Linked DNA regions of Homo sapiens: region 1 is linked to region 2. A link is a loop called in an ENCODE intact Hi-C map of the cell type or tissue named here. Cell type or tissue: MCF 10A. All regions are shown on one strand.

Region 1 (5,000 bases), 210 kb before region 2:
CCTCCAAAGGCCCCACTTCCTAATACCATCATATTGGAGGCTAGGATTTCAACATAGAAATTTTGAAGGACACACACTTTCAGTCTATAGCAACTAGAATTTAAAACCTTTCAACAGGCAACTTTGTCTGGTTCTGTGCTGTATTCTTAGCTCCAAGAATAGTTCTTGAGGCATAATAGGTCCTCAATAATTGTTTGTCAGATGAATGAGTGAATACACATACATGTGCATTCAGTCATTCAACTAATACTTGTTTAGTGCCTACTTTGCTGGGCACTCAGAAAAATATAAACTGACAAAGTTCTTGTCTTTAGGGATTTAACAACTAATATTCTTTCCATCCAACAATATTATAATTTCCTTGGCATGCATTTTATTTACTGAATTTCTTTTTATTCCCAGTCCTGCTGTGGCCCTCTACACGTAACAAAATAAACAGTAAAATCAGTTGAGTCTTGTTTGTGAATGACCCAACAACTTGTTTTAACAATAATGTGGATTTTGTTGACCCATAGGTACAAGAGGTATCTCATAGTACAAATTTAGTTCAGGATCCGGTTGCATCCAGCCTCTCAATAAGCATTAGCTACTGGTCTTTTCCTTTTCTTGGCACTCCTTTCCCCTTTTCCTTAATGTTAGCTTAATTTTCAACTGTTCTTTGCCAATAGTAGTAGATATTTGCTCATATACCACCTCAAGCTTACAACCTTCTGCTTTGCAAATGTCTGCAGAAAAAGCTTCTTTCCTGAGTTCCAGCAAAAGTCTTGGGTGTATCTTTCATTGACTCATTGTTGGTCACATGCCTATCTTTGAACGAGTGATTGTAGTCAGAGAGATGGGAATTTCTGATTAGCTATCTCTAACTCATACATCACTCCTGGAGTCAGTCACTTACCTAAATAACTTGGACTTAGTCACATAGCTAAATAACTTGGATTTAGAGAAAGTCCTAAGAAAAATGAGGTTTGTATTACAAAATAAAGAGGAATGGACACTGATCAAACAAAAGCAATAGATGTCCCAGATACTCCACTAAAAAGCTTTCTTTTTAAATTTTTTTTGGGGGATGGGGTGGGGACAGAATTTTGCCCTTGTTGCCCAGGCTAGAGTCCAATTGTGCGAACTTGGCTCACCACAACCTCCGCCTCCTGGGTTCAAGCGATTCTCCTGCCTCAGTCTCCTGAGTAGCTGGGATTACAGGCATGTGCCACCACGCCCGGCTAATTTTGTATTTTTAGTGGAGACGGGGTTTTTCCATGTTGGTCACGCTGGTCTCGAACTCCCAACCTCAGGTGATCTGCCTGCCTGGGCCTCCCAAAGTTTCAGGATTACAGGCGTGAGCCACTGTGCCTGGCCCCAAAAGCTTTATTCTTTATACAGTGATATTCTAGTTAAAGCTATAAATTTTAACTAATTGGGAGGTAGAAATTTTGGCTAAATTATTGGAAGCATTAAAAAAAGTTCTGTTTATTTCAAATAATTTTTTGTGTGAACATGCAACAGAACAAACTCACAAGACATTGCTTCCACTTCTATGAGACTTACTGCTGTAAAAAAAATACATGGAGTTAGTAATTAGCATATTCTTAATTTCTATAAGAGAAAAGCTGCTTCTAAAGTATTTGAGAATGATTGAAAATTTAGTTCTTTAAGAGGTTTTGAATACTTCACTGTAATTCTTCTTACAGTATTAATTTACTTGGGCAAATTATCAGATTTTGAATTAATGAGGTTTTAGTACATATGCAAATGAAATTCTCTAGTTTGCTTTAAATAATCCTCAAGGCATAGTGTTCTCTGTACAACATGGGGATAGTTGAGCAAATGTTTGCTGAATTTTTTTTAGAGCAAAATCCTTTAAAGATTAGCCCATGTATTTATTTAAATTTTGTTAATTTGGTTTTAAGCCTATAATTTTTTTTTCCTCAAGGCAAAGTAGGTCTTTCTTATTTTAGATCTCTTCCTTTAACCAGAGAATTTTCTTACTTTTTCTTGGAATAGTGTAGTGTGTTCTATAGCAGTGCCACTAAAATGTGGTCGCTAGACTACTAGAGATATGCAGAAAAAAAAAATAATAGAGAAATTAAGAGTATTTCAAAACTTTTATAGCAATTAGATATTTTTACAATATCCAAATGCATGCTCAGAGGTTTAATCTTGTTTAACATGGAAAAGACCCAGTTGGGTAATCTTGAACTTGCATAATGAGTCACACATGCCATGAGCTGCATCCCAGCAATGCACACTTGGGCGTCATATCGTGTGCAAGGCATTGGCAAAACAAACAAACAAACAAACAAAAATTGGCCTCAACCGGTATAATTTAAAAAGAACAATTGTGCCAAAAAAATGCATTAAGCAATTGGAAAGCTACCAAGGCAGTGAAGAATTACTCAGCCCAAATATGGAAGAAGATACCATCGTCCAAGGCCTCAAATTATCCTGGCAATTTTTTATAGGTAGCATCTGGAGCCTAAATAAAATCATACAGGCATATGTAGAACAAGAAATGTGATTAATAATCAAAATAAGGCTTAGACAATATAAATAGATGTACTGACAATCCAGATAATGCAGTCATCAGATAAAGAGTTTAAAATAACTATGCTTAATATGCTCTAGAAATAAGATAAAATTGGGAATTTTGTCAGAGAACTGAAAAGTATTTTATAAAAGTATCAAAAGGAAATTATGGATTGAGAAGATACAATAATTGCAATCAATAATTCAATGAATAGATTTATTGGCAGTTTAGATATAGCTCAGAAAAAAGAAATCGGGAGATAGAAGGTGGCTCAGATGGAAATACATAGAATGAAGCAAAGAGAGACAAAATGATTGCACAAACACACAAATGTGAAAACATCTATGTACGTGTAACTGAAGTTCCAGAAGGAGAAGAGGAAAGAAAATGGAGTCAGAGAAATATGTGAAGAGAAAATAGCTGTGATTTTTCCAAACTGACAAAAGATTTCAAGCCACAGATTCAAGATGCACTATGAAACTTAAGCCAGATAAATACAAAGAAAACCAAACTAAGGCACATCACAGCCAAACTGCTAAAAACCAAAGAAATTACAAAATCTTCAAAGCATCTGAAAAAGTATGTCTTGAATGAGCAACAATTAAATTAATATCTGATTTTCACACAAACAATGGATAAAGAATAGCAATGAAATAAAATGTCAAACTGTCAAAACAAAAACAAGAACCTGTCAACCTACAAGCCTATACTCTGTGGAAATAGTCTTCAAAAATAACTGTAAAATAAGCGAATTTTTAGGCAAACAAAAACAGGGAGAGTTTATCACCAGAATATGACCCCAGAGAAAATAAAAGTATTCTGCTAGTAAAATAAAAATAATCATAGTAAGAAGATCAGCTTTGCAGGAAGATGTGAAGAACAACATAACAGAAAATATGTGGGCAATTGAATACTAATGATGAAAAACAATATAATATCATGGAATTGGAAATACATAGAAAATTAAAATAGCAACAAGTATACTGTAATAGTTGTGAGGAGGAATAAATAGAGATAAATGTTGCAAGTGCTTTCCATATCCAGAAGAAAGAAAAAAAGTTCTTATTTACATGTTCTTATTTACATTAAAATTTTGCTGAGTCTATAGCAATAGTTCCCAACCAAGGATAATTTTGACCTCCCGAAGACATTTGACAATACCTGGAGACACTTCCTCCAGAAGACGTTTGACAATATCTGGAGACCTTTTTTATTGTCACAAGTAGGGTGATGTGACTGCTGCTGCTAAAATCTTACAATGCACAGGTAAGTTACTCTCATAACAAAGGATTTTCTGGCTCAAATTGTTAATAATGCTGAGGTTGAGAAACCCTGATGTAGAATCACCCCTAAAGGATAGAATAAAATTATAAAAATCAAGCTAACAGAGAGGGAAAAATAATAAATTTCAATGGGGACAAAACATAGGAAAAAGGAAGACAGAGCAGGTGGAAAAAGTAAAAAACAAATAATATGATAATAAATTTAAAATCCATTCTATCAGTAATTGCATTAGATGTAAGTAGATATTTTTAAATTTCTGCAGTTTAAAAATATTAATTATATTACATAAAATAAGCAACTATGGGCCACTTATAATAACTATACCTTAAAATAAAATAAATGCGTTGAAATGCAGATTTTAAAATTAAATAATGTTAAATAGTTCCTGCAAAATGAATAGATGAAAAAAATATTCACAGTTTTCTATTAATCTCTAGAAATAATTACAGTGTTTTTTCTTATCTCTCTGTTTATCTTGACATGTTAATCAAATTTTTGAACTACGACAGTCAATAGTAACTGTAGACTCAATTTTTATTATCTCCGCACTTAATAATATACAATAATGTGACAGACTATTATCAGATTATTAATTTCATGAGGGGAGAGATTGGGTCTGTTTTTTATCTCCCTGCTATAAACACAGAATCTTCCATGGAGCCTGATATATAGCAAATATTCTTTATATAGGATAAATTGAAAATGTTTGTGGCATTTCTTTATGGCATTCATTTATCTCAGTACTTCTCAAACTTTTTGGTCTCAGATCCCTTTACACTGTTAAAAATCATTGAAGATGCAATAGAGCTTGTGTCATATCTGCTAATTATCATATTAGAGATTAAAATAGAAATATTTTAAAACCTTTATTAAAACTCATCAAAAATTGTAAAATACTATATGTTAACATATCCTACATATTTTAATAAAATAACTCCATCTTTAAAACATTAATGAGAATAATAGCATTGTTTACCATTTTGCAAATTTCTTTAATATCTGGTTCAATAGAAGACAGTTAGACTCTTGCATCTGCTTATGCATTCCATTCACTGCAATATGTTATTTTGATTGAAGTATATAGAGAAAATTCAGTCTTACAAAACATACAGTTGGAAAAATAAAAAGAGCATTTTAATAGCCTTTTCAGAAAACAGTTGATATTACCGTTTGCTAGTATGCCAAAACTTGA
Region 2 (5,000 bases):
GCAAGCTGCCCTAGATTGAGTGACCCCTCATCCTTCTTATAGATTCACAGATTAGATGGCCATGTATTAACACGCATGCCATCAGGTAGCTGGCCTTCATGGAGATGTGTAAATTACCAGATGCAGGACAGAATTGGACTTTTAATGCAGGGGTCCCCAACCCTCAGGCCATGGACGAGTCGCAGTCTGTGGTCTGTTAGGAATCAGGCAGCACAGCAGGAGATGAGTGTCAGTGAGCAAGCGAAGCTTTGTCTGTATTTACAGCTGCTCCTCATTGCTTGCATTACCTCCTGAGCACCACCTTCTGTCAGATTAGTGGCAGCATTAAATTCTCATAGACACATGAACCCTAGTGTGAACTGTGCATGTGAAGGGCTCTAGGTTGCATGCTCCTTATGAGAATCTAATGCCTGATGATCTGTCACTGTCTCTCATCACCTCAAGGTGGGACCATCTAGTTGCAGGAAAACAAGCTCAGGGCTCCCACTGATTCTACATTATGGTGAGTGGTATGATTGTTTCATCGTATAGTATAATGTAATAATAATAGAAATAAAGTGCAATAAATATAATGTGCTTGAATCATCCCACAACTATCCCATCCAACCCTCCTTGTCTGTAGAAAAACTGTATTCCACTAAACCGATCCCTGGTGCTGAAAAGGTTGGGAACTGCTCTTTTAATGTCTATAGATTCCTATTCATCTTCATGGAAAAATACTTTAGCCATGCATATTTGATACTTCTCATATGTTTTCCCTTTCAACTTCTGATTTGTTTTTTTAAAAAAATAATTACTTGTTTAATGTCTAACCCAACAGGTCATGAACTTTGAGAAGTTAATAGTGTGCATTTATGCACAGTTGTATTTCAGTGCTGAATACAGTGCCTGAAATGTGACAGGTAGTCTACATATTTATTGAAAGAGTATAACTAAAATATTAATCAGTCATCTCCCTCTTTTGCATAGGTTGTAACAAGATTCTTCTATATAAAAGTAATTTTTGCTGGCCTTGGTGACAAATTTTTAGTACAATTTTCTCACACTTTTTTACTTCTGAGTACACAAGTAACATTAATGTAATAACTACAGGTCACTGTTGAAATAATTCAAATAAATACAGAATTGTAAACGGCAAGATGGAAAGACATAGATCTTCTTTTCAGGCAAGTAGTAACTAAATACTATATGGGGTGCTATATTGTACTGAATAACACCCTGTGATGCTACATGACACAATGTATGTATTTTATTGTCCCACCTTAACTTTTGTGGGACTGTACCTTAAAAAACATTGACCTGAAGCCTCTAATGCAGCTTCGTTTGGAAGAGGTCCAGAGTATATAATGTTTTGGTAACATTTAAGCATATGAAAGGCAGAAAAAACCCTTAACTACCATGCTGTTTTATTAGTGTCACTTGTCTCCTATTTTATATGTCAGAAGAAAACCAGGATACAATTGATGTGTCCATCTAAACAGAAAATTCCTAAAGGAAAAGCAGCTCCATTTGTAACCTACATTCTTGACACATTCATTTCATCATGCCTAATTCTTAACACCACTACTATGAGTTACTGAGTTGCTTAATATGTGCCACACCTGTATCATGCCCTGCCAAGCACAGGGCCTTTGGATATGAAGTCCACAGTCTGGATGGTTCAAGTGTTCAAGTGAGATGAACTTGCTTACTGGCCAGGGCTCAGGAAGGGTGTAGCTGGAAGGGTGAGATTTTCCACTCCCATTTTGCTTGATAAATCTTCCATAGAGGGGAAAATTCATGGAGGCAGAGAGTATAGAGATATTACAGATGAAGGTGTTTTAAAGAGTGAGACTGCAGGATATTTGGTAAACAGCCTCGGGTTCCTGTTAGGTGGACATACAGGTATTAGTCCATTTTCATGCTGCTGATAAAGATATACCCGAGACTGGGAAGAAAAATGTTTAATGGACTCACAGTTCCACACGGCTGGGGAGGCCTCACAATCATGGCAGAGGATGAAAGGCACTTCTTACATGGTGGTGGCAAGAGAGAATGAAAGCAGAAACCCCTTATAAAACCATCAGATCTCGTGGTGCTCTGGTAGTGCACCAGAGCAGTCTGGGGGAAACAGCCCCCATGATTCAACTATCTCTCACCAGGTCCCTCCCTCAACACATGGGAATTATGGAGAGTACAAGTCAAGATGAGATTTGGGTGGAGACACAGAGCCCAACCATATCAATACATCTAGATGGAGTTCCACCAACTTTTGTTTGGTAATAGCTTTATTGAGGTATAATTTACATACCATGAAGTCCACCCATTGCAAATGTAATATCCAGTGATTCTGTATAGATTTCTAGAGTAGTGCAACCATTACCACATGTGGATGTTCAAAAGGCTGTATGTCCTTCTGCCTTCTCAGCCCTCTGTTCTGCAATGAGAGTGAACTCTCACAGTGAGATCCTAATCTCTACCTCTTAAACCAGTGAAGGAATATTTTTAATTTGTGGTCTTTTTCTTCTCCATTGAATTGTAGTCATTTCTCTGTTGTCAGGTAAACATTATAAATTTGTTCTTAGCTTTGTATAAATTTGTTCTTAGCGTTCTAACATTTCAGGTTTCAATATATTGTTTGTTAGTGAGTGGAATGGCAGTGGAATGTGACAGAATGAAATTGTATGTTTAGGAATGTAAGTGCCTGTGTGGAGGGAGATAATAAAGTTTTCATTAAGTCACAAAATTCTATAACTTAGTTTTCCTTTTATATTTATGATAACATATCTATAGGCTGTTATATGAATATTCAAGTAAATTTTGAATATCTTAGAATTATAGGTTTTTAAAGTGGCAGTGGTTTAAAGTCATTTTCTGGTCTAATTTGAGCAGGTGAAATGTTATCCCCCAAACATGAAGCAGCTGATGCTAAGAGTGGCTAAATTTATTCATTCAGGTTTTCATCAATTATTTGATGAATGACTTCTACAACCAAGTCACAGGATTATTTATTAGTGAGGAAAAAGAAAAAGTGAAATTTCTGTGGTCAACTGAGCTGGCTTGGTTGTAACTGCTAATTCAGTGTTTGTTCATCAAATATATAATTTCACAGAATATCTACATCACACAAGGTCACTGTATGATCATGATGGAGTGAGACAAAAACAAGACCACTCTATAATCATGTCTGATCACAAACAAAACAAGAACACAACCCAAGCCATGAAAATGACCATGTGTGCTCAGCTAACATGACTGCTGTTTCTTTACCATCATTTTAGCCTTGCATTGTCCTTCTTGCCTTCTAAATGAAAACTACTAAGATACCCAGTCATAGAATTGGCCTTGCTTTTCAGCATTCAACAGAAAAATCCAATTCACAGTCCCCAGTTGAGAGGAAAATTAGATTTGTCTGAATCTTCCACAAAATCTTCTAACACAAAGCCAAATCTTGTACCAAGCCCCTCTTAATAACCTCTACTGAGACCTTTCCTTCATGGTTCCACGTGGTTGCTTTCTCCCTTGTTGCAATGAGCCTGGCTTTGTTTGACTGCTGATCTATTCCCCGTGATCTTTGCCTGGAGATCAAGTACTTTATGTTTGGAGGTAAAATGGATATAAAGAGACTTTGTCTCAGTTCTCATGGAGCTTTTATTCTGTTCAGAGAGACAGACATAAGTAAGATAATTTGCTAATTAGTAGAAAATTGCCAATGAAATCAGTGCTCTGGAGACAGGAATTGCCTGTTTGTATAACAGGGGTCTGGAAGCTTCACTGGGGAAGTGTCTATTGAACTGAGAGGTAAGAAGGACAGACAAGGGGAAAGGTGGGAAGGGCAAAGGGAAAGGACCTGAGACAGCAGATAGGGTAGCATTTTGGAGACATTGAGAGAAGACCAGTAGCAATAGAGGGCAGGGTAATGGTGGGGGTTGGGCAGGTGAGGTCCAGTGTTAGAGGCTGAATGTTGAAAATTGTGATCTTTTTTTCAAAGAGCTGAAAGAAAGCCATTGAAACATTTAGGGAAGGTAATGGTGTTATCACATCACAGTGCATTGTACAAAGATTTTTGGATGTTGTGTGAAGAACATATTGGGGAGGATCCACGTTGGATGTGGGAAGACTGGCCCAGAGGGTTGTTTAGATGAGAAGTGATAAAAGCTTGGGTGACAACAGAGGAAGTAAGAATGGAGAGTTGTAGACTCTTCTTGGATATATTTTATAGCTAAAATAAATAAGACTGTATAATGGATTAGGATCAAGGAAGTGGGAGATAGAGGGAGGTGTTCTGGCTTGGGCAACTCAAGAGATGTCGTGACATTTACCGGCTTGATGCATGGCACGTTTACTACCTTTACTAACGTCAAAAACCTGCTATATACTGGAACTAAAATTCACTTTGTCTGTCTTCTGGAGCAGGCCTTCATCCCTTTACTTTTAACCTTTGTGTCAAAAATGAAGTACTAGGGAAGACATGGAACTGGGAGAATTTCAGGAAGGTTGGTTCAGGAATTGATATAAGGAAATTTTGAAATATACCATCCTGTTGTGATAATTGGCCATTTTAAAGCCCCTTTAAAAAAATTCCAGGATCAGTAATTTTAAAGCTGACTCTATCAGTTGAATAGGAAGGCTGTTTTCTGGGAATGAAAGTTGGGGTGCAATTTTTGAGAGAGAATGTGGTTTAGGAAATGTGATGATATGTATGATATCTTTTTTAGATGTTATTGGAACCGTGTCTTTATTTTTGTGCTTTTTTATTAATAGGTCAGCCTTCCATTCATCCACTCAACCATTATTTTCCTTCAAAAGCATGTTCAGAGAGTGATTAATTCCCATGTCTGTTGCTAGAAGCTGAAGATAAACAACAATGAGTAATTGTTGTACAATGTAGAGAATGCCAGTCCAGGAGTCAGGAAACCTGATGTTAGCCCCAGATCTGTTTCTATTATGATGTACATTTCTTTAAATAATTTATTATTTTTTGGCCTTTGTTTTCTTATCTGCAATATGGAAATAAAAAA

What was found. A loop is a pair of places that touch in the nucleus more often than their neighbours do. Peaks named below come from ENCODE experiments on the same cell type or tissue, not always from the same donor. Only the 100,000 strongest peaks of a DNase experiment are listed, where the experiment ranks them.
Region 1: it touches region 2 in a loop (2.8-fold over the local background); 1 of 110 quality-filtered maps calls a loop at or near these places.

What each region holds. Positions count from the first base shown.
Region 1 is chr4:22,017,138-22,022,137 of GRCh38, reverse strand. No RefSeq gene overlaps it. Among named protein-coding and RNA genes, the nearest start is that of KCNIP4, 71 kb to the right of the region's middle. In MCF 10A, no CTCF peak of the experiment used is centred here; a DNase peak (open chromatin) is centred at 2,257.
Region 2 is chr4:21,802,477-21,807,476 of GRCh38, reverse strand. All of the region lies in intron 1 of KCNIP4 (potassium voltage-gated channel interacting protein 4), which reads left to right. Among named protein-coding and RNA genes, the nearest start is that of KCNIP4-IT1, 48 kb to the left of the region's middle. In MCF 10A, no CTCF peak of the experiment used is centred here; no DNase peak of the experiment used is centred here.